Linked DNA regions of Homo sapiens: region 1 is linked to region 2. The links are chromatin contacts, found by Hi-C or POLR2A ChIA-PET in ENCODE. All regions are on one chromosome and are shown on one strand. Each heading gives the region's core, a stretch centred on a gene start or an enhancer-like site at or near the end of the contact. The rest is flanking DNA. Distances are from core to core; before and after follow the strand shown.

Region 1 (4,141 bases), core at 1,207-3,706, 5.5 Mb before region 2:
TAAACACCATGGAGTGTAATAATGACTGAACCTCAGTTGCTGCCTTTAAAGAGTGTAGGAGACTGACACGCATATTCAAATATGTACTAGGAGTGTGCTCTTGAGCTGAGCAGAAAAGTGGCAACTTGCAGGGGTGGGGTGACAGCTTCTGTGAGGGAAATTCTTTGTGTACTGCAAATGTCCATGTGAGGAAAAGACTGAGAAACACACTCTATATTCTGCCTAGATTGTCAGCTTGACCTTCCCTTGTGTCTTCTGTGACCTCCTGAGATCCTTTCACCTCCATTCTATCCTGGATCCTTTGCATCTCTTCCAGCATGAGGACCTCCCATTGATCTGTTTTCTGTAGTTCCATGACTGTTGGCCATGCAAGACAATTAATTAAAGTATGGGATACTTTACTAGGTCTTAACTGCATTTTGAAATCTTGGGGACTGAAGTCCCAGAACGACAAGAACATAAAATCACTGTGACTCTACCTCCTCATCTCCTCCCCTTCTCTGTCCTCGACTTACACTTCCATTGTTCTCAGAGGACTTCCCTTCCACTACTTCCTCCTGTACCACCGTCCCTTTTCCTTTCAGGGCTATTTCTCCTTTTTGTGCTCCACTTATCTCTGCTTCTTGATCTCTGGGGTGGTAAATGTTAGTCTTTTGGGGCAATTGATTTGGCATTTTAAATGAAAGTAGTGGGGAGAGGGGAAAAGATTCCACAGTGAAATTGTCTTAATGTAAGATTCAAACCACAACTGCAGAGAACATCTGTTTTGAAGTTTGATGTTGTCTTTGTAACCCAAGAGAAAAGCAGAGTAAGATCAGAGGAAGGCCTTAGCCTTCCACCAGGATGAAACCACCTGCAGCCTTGGACAGTGGGTGAAATCCTGTAGCCCTGGGATGCAGAGCTTCTAGGAGACTGGCTGTCCTCTTCTCTCATATTATTAAAGGATGTTGGTTCTCTTGCCATCTGTGCTATTGCCATTATCCCTCTACCTCCTCAAGAGTCCAATTCAGGACAATTTAAATTGGAATCCCAATTACATGATCCCCAAAGGCTCACAGAGTAGCCTGCATTCTGCATTTGCAGCAATTCCAGGCAACATGCTCAGCCTGCTTCAGGGAAGCACACAACACTGAGTGTGGATGAGACCTCAGAACCCTCTAACCTTGGGCAGCTCCTTACCTCTTCCTGTCTGAGCCATGTTTGATTTGCTGCAAGAGGAATACGTGTCTAAACTGCTGGATTTTAAAATGTCGCTTGGTCTGTGGATTAGGCCAATCCACCCCACATTGTTGGGGCTGCAGATGCAGTTGAATGGTTCATAATTATAGTCTAAAGAAACTGCAGACAGCAATAGAGCCAACCCAGGCCCTTTCTCTCCTGACAGCCCATGCCAAGCTGTCTCCCACAGGGAACCATAGTGTGGTTATCCTGCAATGTATTTGCCCAAAGACAATACATCCAGTGTAGAGAAGTTGGATTTCTAGAAATTGAGTCTGCTCATCTATCTACTCCCATGTCCATTGTATCCTGTCTTGTGTCTCAAGGGTGTCTGGTACTTCTCCTGCCAAAGTGAAATGCAAAGTAAATGCAAGGAGATGCCAGGGAGAGAACTGCTATCAGGGCATCTGGTTCTAGTACTGACACTGACTTTTTTAGATTGTGTGGCCCTGGAAATAATAATTTCCTCACTCACACTCATTTTTCACCTCTGGTAAATAGGAGTGCTGGACTTGGAGAGCACTGATAAACTCCCATTGAGCTCTAACATGTGACAAATCCAAGACCTAAGGTTTTGTCTCCAAAGAGGCACTACAAATGTGATCTTCTTTCAGAATTTAAACTGTCACTTTTCTGTGACTCAAAACAAATATAAATCTAGTTCTCTTCTCCAATCAGGTAGTTCTCGAATTTCTCAAGTGAGGCTGATGCTGGGCAGGTTGCCAGTTTAAGAACTGAGGAAGGGTCTTGAAGAGATTTTTAAATGAAATGTGGTGATAGTTGTTCTATCTCTCGCTGGAGATCGTTCAGGAAAATTGAGCATCCAAGCTATTCTGCAAAGAGATGGCTGTAGACAGACATTTAATGTGATTTCCCACATATTCTACCGTATACTAGATCTTAATAACAATAATCAAATACTAATTCTCACCTAGACACTGTGCTAAATTCTTTGCATACATTATCTCATTTAATCATTCAAATAGCCTTAAAAGGTGTGTGCTGCTATTATCCCTAGTTGAAACATGGAGGAACTGAGGTTCGGGATTGTTTAAATGACTTACCTGTGGCAATTCAGCTGGCTAGTTGGTAGAGTAAGAATTTGAACCTGAGTCTTATTCCAAAGCCCACACTACTATCCTCTTTGTTTTCTTATATTGAGCTTTCCAGGGCAAACAGGCTCCCAAGTCCTCCCCTCTCCCCCAACCCCACCCCACCCTCCCTTCTTCCCTCCTGACTGCAGCTCCTCCTACCCTCATTGTTTATTGTGCCTTCTAAACAATAGCCAATGAGTCTGTGTTCCATTCTAGGGAGAGCTAGGGCTGATTTTATTCCCTGAAACAGAGATGAGGTTGTGACACAAAAAGGTTAAGTGGCTTTGGTGAGGTCACAGAGCCAGCCTGCAGTCAGCAACAGTACCATCTGAGTCCCCTGGCTTGGGTCCCTTAACTGACCCTAAGGCTTTTTGGCATCCAAGTTTAATTAAGAGAGTTATTTTAATTTTCCTTCCTATCTCTAATTTTCCATTTTATTGCTGCTTGATAATGTAGATATTGAAGTGCCAGGCATTTTTCTTCCCTAGTGTGACTTTTAATGACTAAACTTCTCACATAGAAACCACTTGCCTTAGAAGTAAGCTTTCAAAGCTTGTTTCTGTGTATGACAGAGACTGTTGCCTTTTCTCAGAGAAAAATGAGACCACAAATGCAGCTCAGACAGGTTGTTGTTAATTGAGGGCTTTTTTTTTTTTTTTTTTTTTTCTAAATCTTACATTTATACCAGTAAATCAACATCTGTGAGTCATAAACTGGTTCTGGATCAGCCGTTAGTGGTCTGAATGTTTTTGTACCTACCTTCAGTAAAGCATATTTTAGCTCAAAACTCAGAGATTCTTTGTTTTGTTGAAGTTCAAGACTCAGGAGTAGATAACATGCTAGGACACTTCTGGAGAGGGAAAGTCTGTCTTCCATGATTGTTCAACATTAAGTGTATATTTATATTTCTTTTTTATTGAAGTTGGGGTGGAGTTGAGGGAGGAGTATAAATAAAAAAGAAAGTATGCTTTTTACATACTCCATGTGCTTGAGGAATTCCTGTATGAAGGTGACTATTTTCTTAATATTATTGTCTAGCTCCACTCTTCTGTTCCCCAACTCCTGCGGACTTTTCTTGGCCCTTATTGACTTCACGTTCCTAGTGTAAGGCAATTCAGCACTTGGTAGGATATAATTAGCCGAAGTCTAAGGAATGCTTAAAAATACAATTCTGTTTTTTCCCAAATGCAGGAGGAACAGACTGCTGCAGTACAAGCACAAGCACAGAAGTATTTATTTGATTGATTTTTTTTTTTCCTGAGTGCCTTAAAAACCAGATATGGTATTGAAGTATCTTGCCCAAGTGGATGAAAGGCAACGCTTGGCTGCTGTTGTTTGGCTGGTGGGGACACTGAGGCATACATGTAACCGAGTGGACGTGAGTGCTGGGGATAGAGGTTCTGCTCTACTATGAAGGGAAAAGGGCACAGCCTCTGACACTTTTTAGTTCATCTTCACAAGCCAGAGCATATCAAACTCACTTAATCATTGAATTAGGAAGCCCATAGTGACCAAAAAGTTGATAGTTCATCATTCAACACATATTTATTGAGCTCTGTAATGTCTTAGGCACTAGGCTAGGCATCAATGTTTTAGCGTATGATAACATAGAAATATCATTTAAAGTCCATATGAACATTTAGAAAAATCTACTTGTGTCCTAAAGAGAATGAATAAAAATTTCATTTATCAACATTGATTAGATTAATGAAACATGACCCTGGCAGACCTGATCAGATTATTATATCTTAAATATGTAAAAAATATTTTAACATGACCTTATTAGTGCTCTTCATCCAAATCCAGGGTTCGATGCATAACTTCTGATG
Region 2 (4,701 bases), core at 1,979-4,478:
CCAGCACGGCGGCTCACTCCTGTAATCCCAGCACTTTGGGAGGCCGAGGTGGGAAGATTACTTGAGGCCTGAGACCAGTCTGACCAACATGGTGAAACCCCGTCCCTACTAAAAATAACAAAAATTAGCGGGGCGTGGTGGTGGTGCGGGCCTCTAATCTCAGCTACTTGGGAGGCTGAGGCAGGAGAATTGCTTGAACCCAGGAGGCGGAGGTTGCAGTGAGCCAAGATCACAGCACTGCACTCCAGCCTGGATGACAGTTATAGACTCCACATAAAAAAAAAAAACAAAAAAAACAGGCCAGGCGTGGTAGCTCATGCCTGTAATCCCAGCACTTTGGGAGGCCGAGGCAGGCGGATTACCTGAGGACAGGAGTTTGAGACCAGCCTGGCCAATATGGTGAAACCCCGTCTACTAAAATAGAAAAATTAGCCGGGCGTGGTGGCATGCACCTGTAGTCTCAGCTACTCGCGAGGCTGAGGCAGGGGAATCACTTGAACCTGGGAGGCGGAGGTCGCAGTGAGCCAAGTTCCTGCCACTGCACTCCAGCCTGGGGGACAGAGCGAGACTCCATCTTTTCTGGGAGACTCCATTGGGAGACTGTCTTTTTTGGGAGACGGAGTCGTGCCTTAGTTTCCCCATTTACAAAATGACGATCATAATAGTTGCTACCGCTTAGATTTACGGTGAGAATTAAATGAGGTTAAGGCTGGCATGTGGTAGGCACACAAAAATGTTAAATCATTATCCTTTTATCCAGTCAGAAGTCCTAGGCTCTAGGCTCCACTGCAGTCCCATGCAACCAAACTTTAATTTTAGATCTTAACTGTGTCATTTGAAACCCTGTGCGTTTGAAGTGGTGGAGACAGGACCTTTATCATATTCTGAGCTTTAAATATATAAACGGTAAATCATTCCATTTAATAAGACATAGCCCAAGTCCCAGAACGCGTTTTGAGAGTAACCAGAAACAGAGGTTATTTGTTCTGCTTTCTTTTATCACTGCTATTGGATGGGATATCCCAAACAAGTGGATGTGCGCCCCAATTCTATTTTCCACTATTCAATGATTAAAATAATTACAAAAACGCAAAATACAGCACAGGGTGTAGTTTAAAATTTGTGCTTGTTAAACTCTAGGCACTGGGGTGTGAAAAGAAAGATTCCAGATAACATTACTAGCAGTTAGCGTGGGGGACTGGGGGTTCCAAATACCAAAGGAAACTGAAAACAGTGGCTCACAGTACATATCTTAACTCTTTCTGGAGTTGAGTTCAATTTATTTCCAGGAAGGAAATTACACTGTAGCGTAACTAACAAAAAACATAAAACAAATCTTGAACCAAAAAAAAGCTAGATTTGATTCTAGCTTACCCAGCTGCTTATCTTCCCACAAATGATTATCTCTGAGCTGCATTTTTCCCCTGATATGGGGATGAATAATACACACCTTAGAGAATTGTGTTGATGATTAAATGACAAATGAAAGCATTTTGTATGTAGTGAAAGCATTGTATAAAATTAAATTCTTGGGACGTGGGAGAGGCTAAGAATATATCTCCATGAACTCTAAGCCAACATTCCTCCCCAAAAGGAAAATATGAAAAGGAAATTCTTCATATGTTTGAGTCTGTCTCTACCCTTTACTGGCTTTGACAAGGACAAGATGTCCTCGCTCTTCTGACAGCCTTTTTCGCAGTCTAGAGACCTTCTAATTCCAGCCCTGCTACTAAAAGTTCTTTTGGTGTAGCCTTAAAAAATCTTTTCCCCCATCGGTGCCTATTTATCTACTAAATAGGAATAACAGCTACCTCGCCTGCTTGAAAGGATACAGGGAGTGTTCAAGGTACCTGAGACAGGCTCTTGGAACCACAAGGCCCCACATATCCGCGGCCATGCACAACATTGCACAATTCAAAATTCTAGGCACCATTGTTTTGTGCACCAGCTCAGTCACGTTTTCAAAGCGTCGGTATGGTCTGTCGTTTAATTTTTGATGAAAGTCAAACCAGGAAAGATATCACCTCATGTTACTGAAAATACAAACGTTCAGAAAGTCTAAATCAAGGACGCACGGCTACTGGAACCTATGATTCCTAATGCCTGGTTCACCTAACCAAGAACACACTCGCCACCATTTAAACCTGTTTATTTTATAAACAACGGGGAAATGTAGGGCTTGGGCTAGTTGGGGAAGGACTGAGCCAAGAAGCCGAATCTGTTCTAGACGGAGGTGGGAAGGGGCCTAACGGTCAGGGCTCAGAGAAGCGGTTTCGCCTTCTTTTCCGCGGAGGGATCCAGACACGACCGCGTCCTGAGGCGGTTCTGAAAAGCCGGGCCCCTTAAACCTCTGCGTCGGGGGCTGCCTCCCGACAGTTGCCGTAGGGAAATGCAGGTGCTGGGAGGCCTGCCGAGCTAACCCGCCCCACCCCGCGGCGGCCTGGCGGCTCCCTCCAATCCCAATCCTGGGGGGCCGTGAGCGAGCAGCCCTAGTGGCACCCTGAAGCCGGAACCTTCGCCCCAGCCCCTCGGGGTCAGCCCTTGTCCAAAGCCACGCTATGAAATACAGATTCGCGAAACCCGGGGCACTTAGAGGCCCGTCTGGAACACGAAGGTGGGGCATGGAAAGGAGGATTCGGACGTGGGTGGGGGAGGGGAGCAACAACCTTCGCAGCCATTTTGTCCTCGCTCCACTTCCGTCTTCTCCTGCCCGGCTCCCGCGCCCAAACCCCTCCCTTCAGGCCCCGCGCGATTCCGCCCCCAGTTCTGTGCCGGCCAAGATCCCGGCTAGCGCCGCTATCATTGGTTAGTTCCAAGTTTGCCCGCCCCTCTTCCTCCTCCTTTTTCCGCCCCCTCCCTCCCGCGGAAGCTGGGGGCGCATGCGTAGAGGTGGACGCTCCCCTCCCCCGCCCGGGGTAACTGAGGACTCCCGCGCGCGGACTCGCTGCGCCCCACCCTCCCTTTCCCCGGGGCCGTCCGGAGAGCGGGGGCGAGCTTGAAAGTTCCAGAACGCTGCGGTGAGTGCGTTATCGTGAGGCGGAGCGCGGTGGGGTGGGTGCGGAAGGGGGCGAGGCCCGAGGAGTGGAGCCGGGCTTGTGATTGGGTCTTGTAAGGGCAGCCGGGCGTCTATTGGCCGGGGAAGCCGTAATGGCAGGCAGCAGGGGCGGGCCCCTTCTGGAAGGTTCTAAGATAGGGTATAAGAGGCAGGGTGGCGGGCGGAAACCGGTCTCATTGAACTCGCCTGCAGCTCTTGGGTTTTTTGTGGCTTCCTTCGTTATTGGAGCCAGGCCTACACCCCAGGTAAAACCTCTGCTCAAGAGTTGGGTTGTGGGTCTGGGAGCGTGCAGCCTCCACACAGGCCTGTTGGGCTTGCTGAGGCTTGGGGGTTCTGAGAATCTCGTCGAGGCGAGTGTGCGGCTCCTTCTACCGGCTTAAAGGGCCTCAGTTTTCGGTGGGATGGCAGCGGTATTTGGTTGCAGCCGGCAGGACGGAAATGTAGGGAGTGGGCCGCAGTGGCCCCAGGGGAGGCTGGGAGACGCCCGGCGGCCGCGTGGCGGGGGAGGGTTGCTGCATCGGTTTGCCTGGCGCGCGGGGAAGTGGAGCCAGCGTTTTCTTTCACCCAGTTCCCTGCTTAGTCCAGTCCCACCGTGGTTCTTCAGAGCTGTTCTTGGCGTGCTTCCAGTATGGGGGTACATTCCGGAGTAGTTAAAAGCCCGTTGACTCCCGGGGGCACTGGCACCTGGCGAGGGAGGGGAACAGACAGTGCTCAGTTCGGGGTAAGACCACGTGTTGAGCAACGCCCCACGCCGTCTGGGTAGATGGGTCCTTCATCTAGGGCGTGCTCTGCTGCGGTTGGCACGGCAACCTGGACTGCAGCACTAGTTCTGGACCTCGCGCGTGCTTAGACAGGAGGTGATGGGCACTATTACCTCTTGGCAGTGGCCATACGTTTTTCCTGGTTAAGTGTTCTGTTAAGGGATGAGGGAAATATTTTGATTAATTGAATTTTTAAACCAGATTTTTCTTTTTTTCAGCAACCATGTCCAAGGGACCTGCAGTTGGTATTGATCTTGGCACCACCTACTCTTGTGTGGGTGTTTTCCAGCACGGAAAAGTCGAGATAATTGCCAATGATCAGGGAAACCGAACCACTCCAAGCTATGTCGCCTTTACGGACACTGAACGGTTGATCGGTGATGCCGCAAAGAATCAAGTTGCAATGAACCCCACCAACACAGTTTTTGGTGAGTTCCTAATTTTAAATGACAGAACAAATATAACAGGGCTAGGAAGCACAAAAGTTTATGAAACGTGAGGAGGGAACTTTTTGATTTTAGAAAAACTGAGCTGAGAGACTTGTTATCAAGTCTGTTATAAAACAGGTTGTAGAAACCTTTCAGGCTGAAATCTGGATAACGTAGGAGGTTGAAGTTTGAACCTTTGCTACCTATATGGTAGTTGAATTCACCTACCTATGAACTGTTAGGTATTTGAGTAATCATGGACTTGAGTTTTATCAGAAGAGCTATGAAATTGAAAGTGTTTTCATTTGACACCTTTTACAGATGCCAAACGTCTGATTGGACGCAGATTTGATGATGCTGTTGTCCAGTCTGATATGAAACATTGGCCCTTTATGGTGGTGAATGATGCTGGCAGGCCCAAGGTCCAAGTAGAATACAAGGGAGAGACCAAAAGCTT

The links. A loop is a pair of places that touch in the nucleus more often than their neighbours do. ChIA-PET counts read pairs that join two places held with the same protein, here RNA polymerase II (POLR2A). Pooled maps may share reads with other maps.
Region 1: a pooled map shows a loop between it and region 2 (13-fold over the local background). The contact joins the promoter of ETS1-AS1 here to the promoter of HSPA8 in region 2. A Hi-C loop is called at or near these places in 6 of 50 pooled maps. POLR2A ChIA-PET finds 5 or more read pairs at or near these places in 3 of 52 experiments (activated CD4-positive, alpha-beta T cell, activated CD8-positive, alpha-beta T cell and naive thymus-derived CD4-positive, alpha-beta T cell).

The regions. Positions count from the first base shown.
Region 1 is chr11:128,524,457-128,528,597 of GRCh38, reverse strand. It overlaps ETS1-AS1 (ETS1 antisense RNA 1), which reads right to left and starts at 2,456. Exons shown (of 4, transcript NR_120581.1): 1 at 2,283-2,456; 2 at 1,180-2,065. All of the region lies in intron 3 of ETS1 (ETS proto-oncogene 1, transcription factor), which reads left to right.
Region 2 is chr11:123,060,663-123,065,363 of GRCh38, reverse strand. It overlaps HSPA8 (heat shock protein family A (Hsp70) member 8), which reads left to right and starts at 3,228. Exons shown (of 9, transcript NM_006597.6): 1 at 3,228-3,300; 2 at 4,035-4,244; 3 at 4,566-4,701. The coding sequence starts at 4,040. LOC124902775 (a long non-coding RNA gene) reads right to left here and starts at 2,702. Exons shown (of 2, transcript XR_007062927.1): 1 at 1,833-2,702. RefSeq lists enhancers at 2,480-2,749, 3,310-3,479 and a silencer at 2,770-3,159.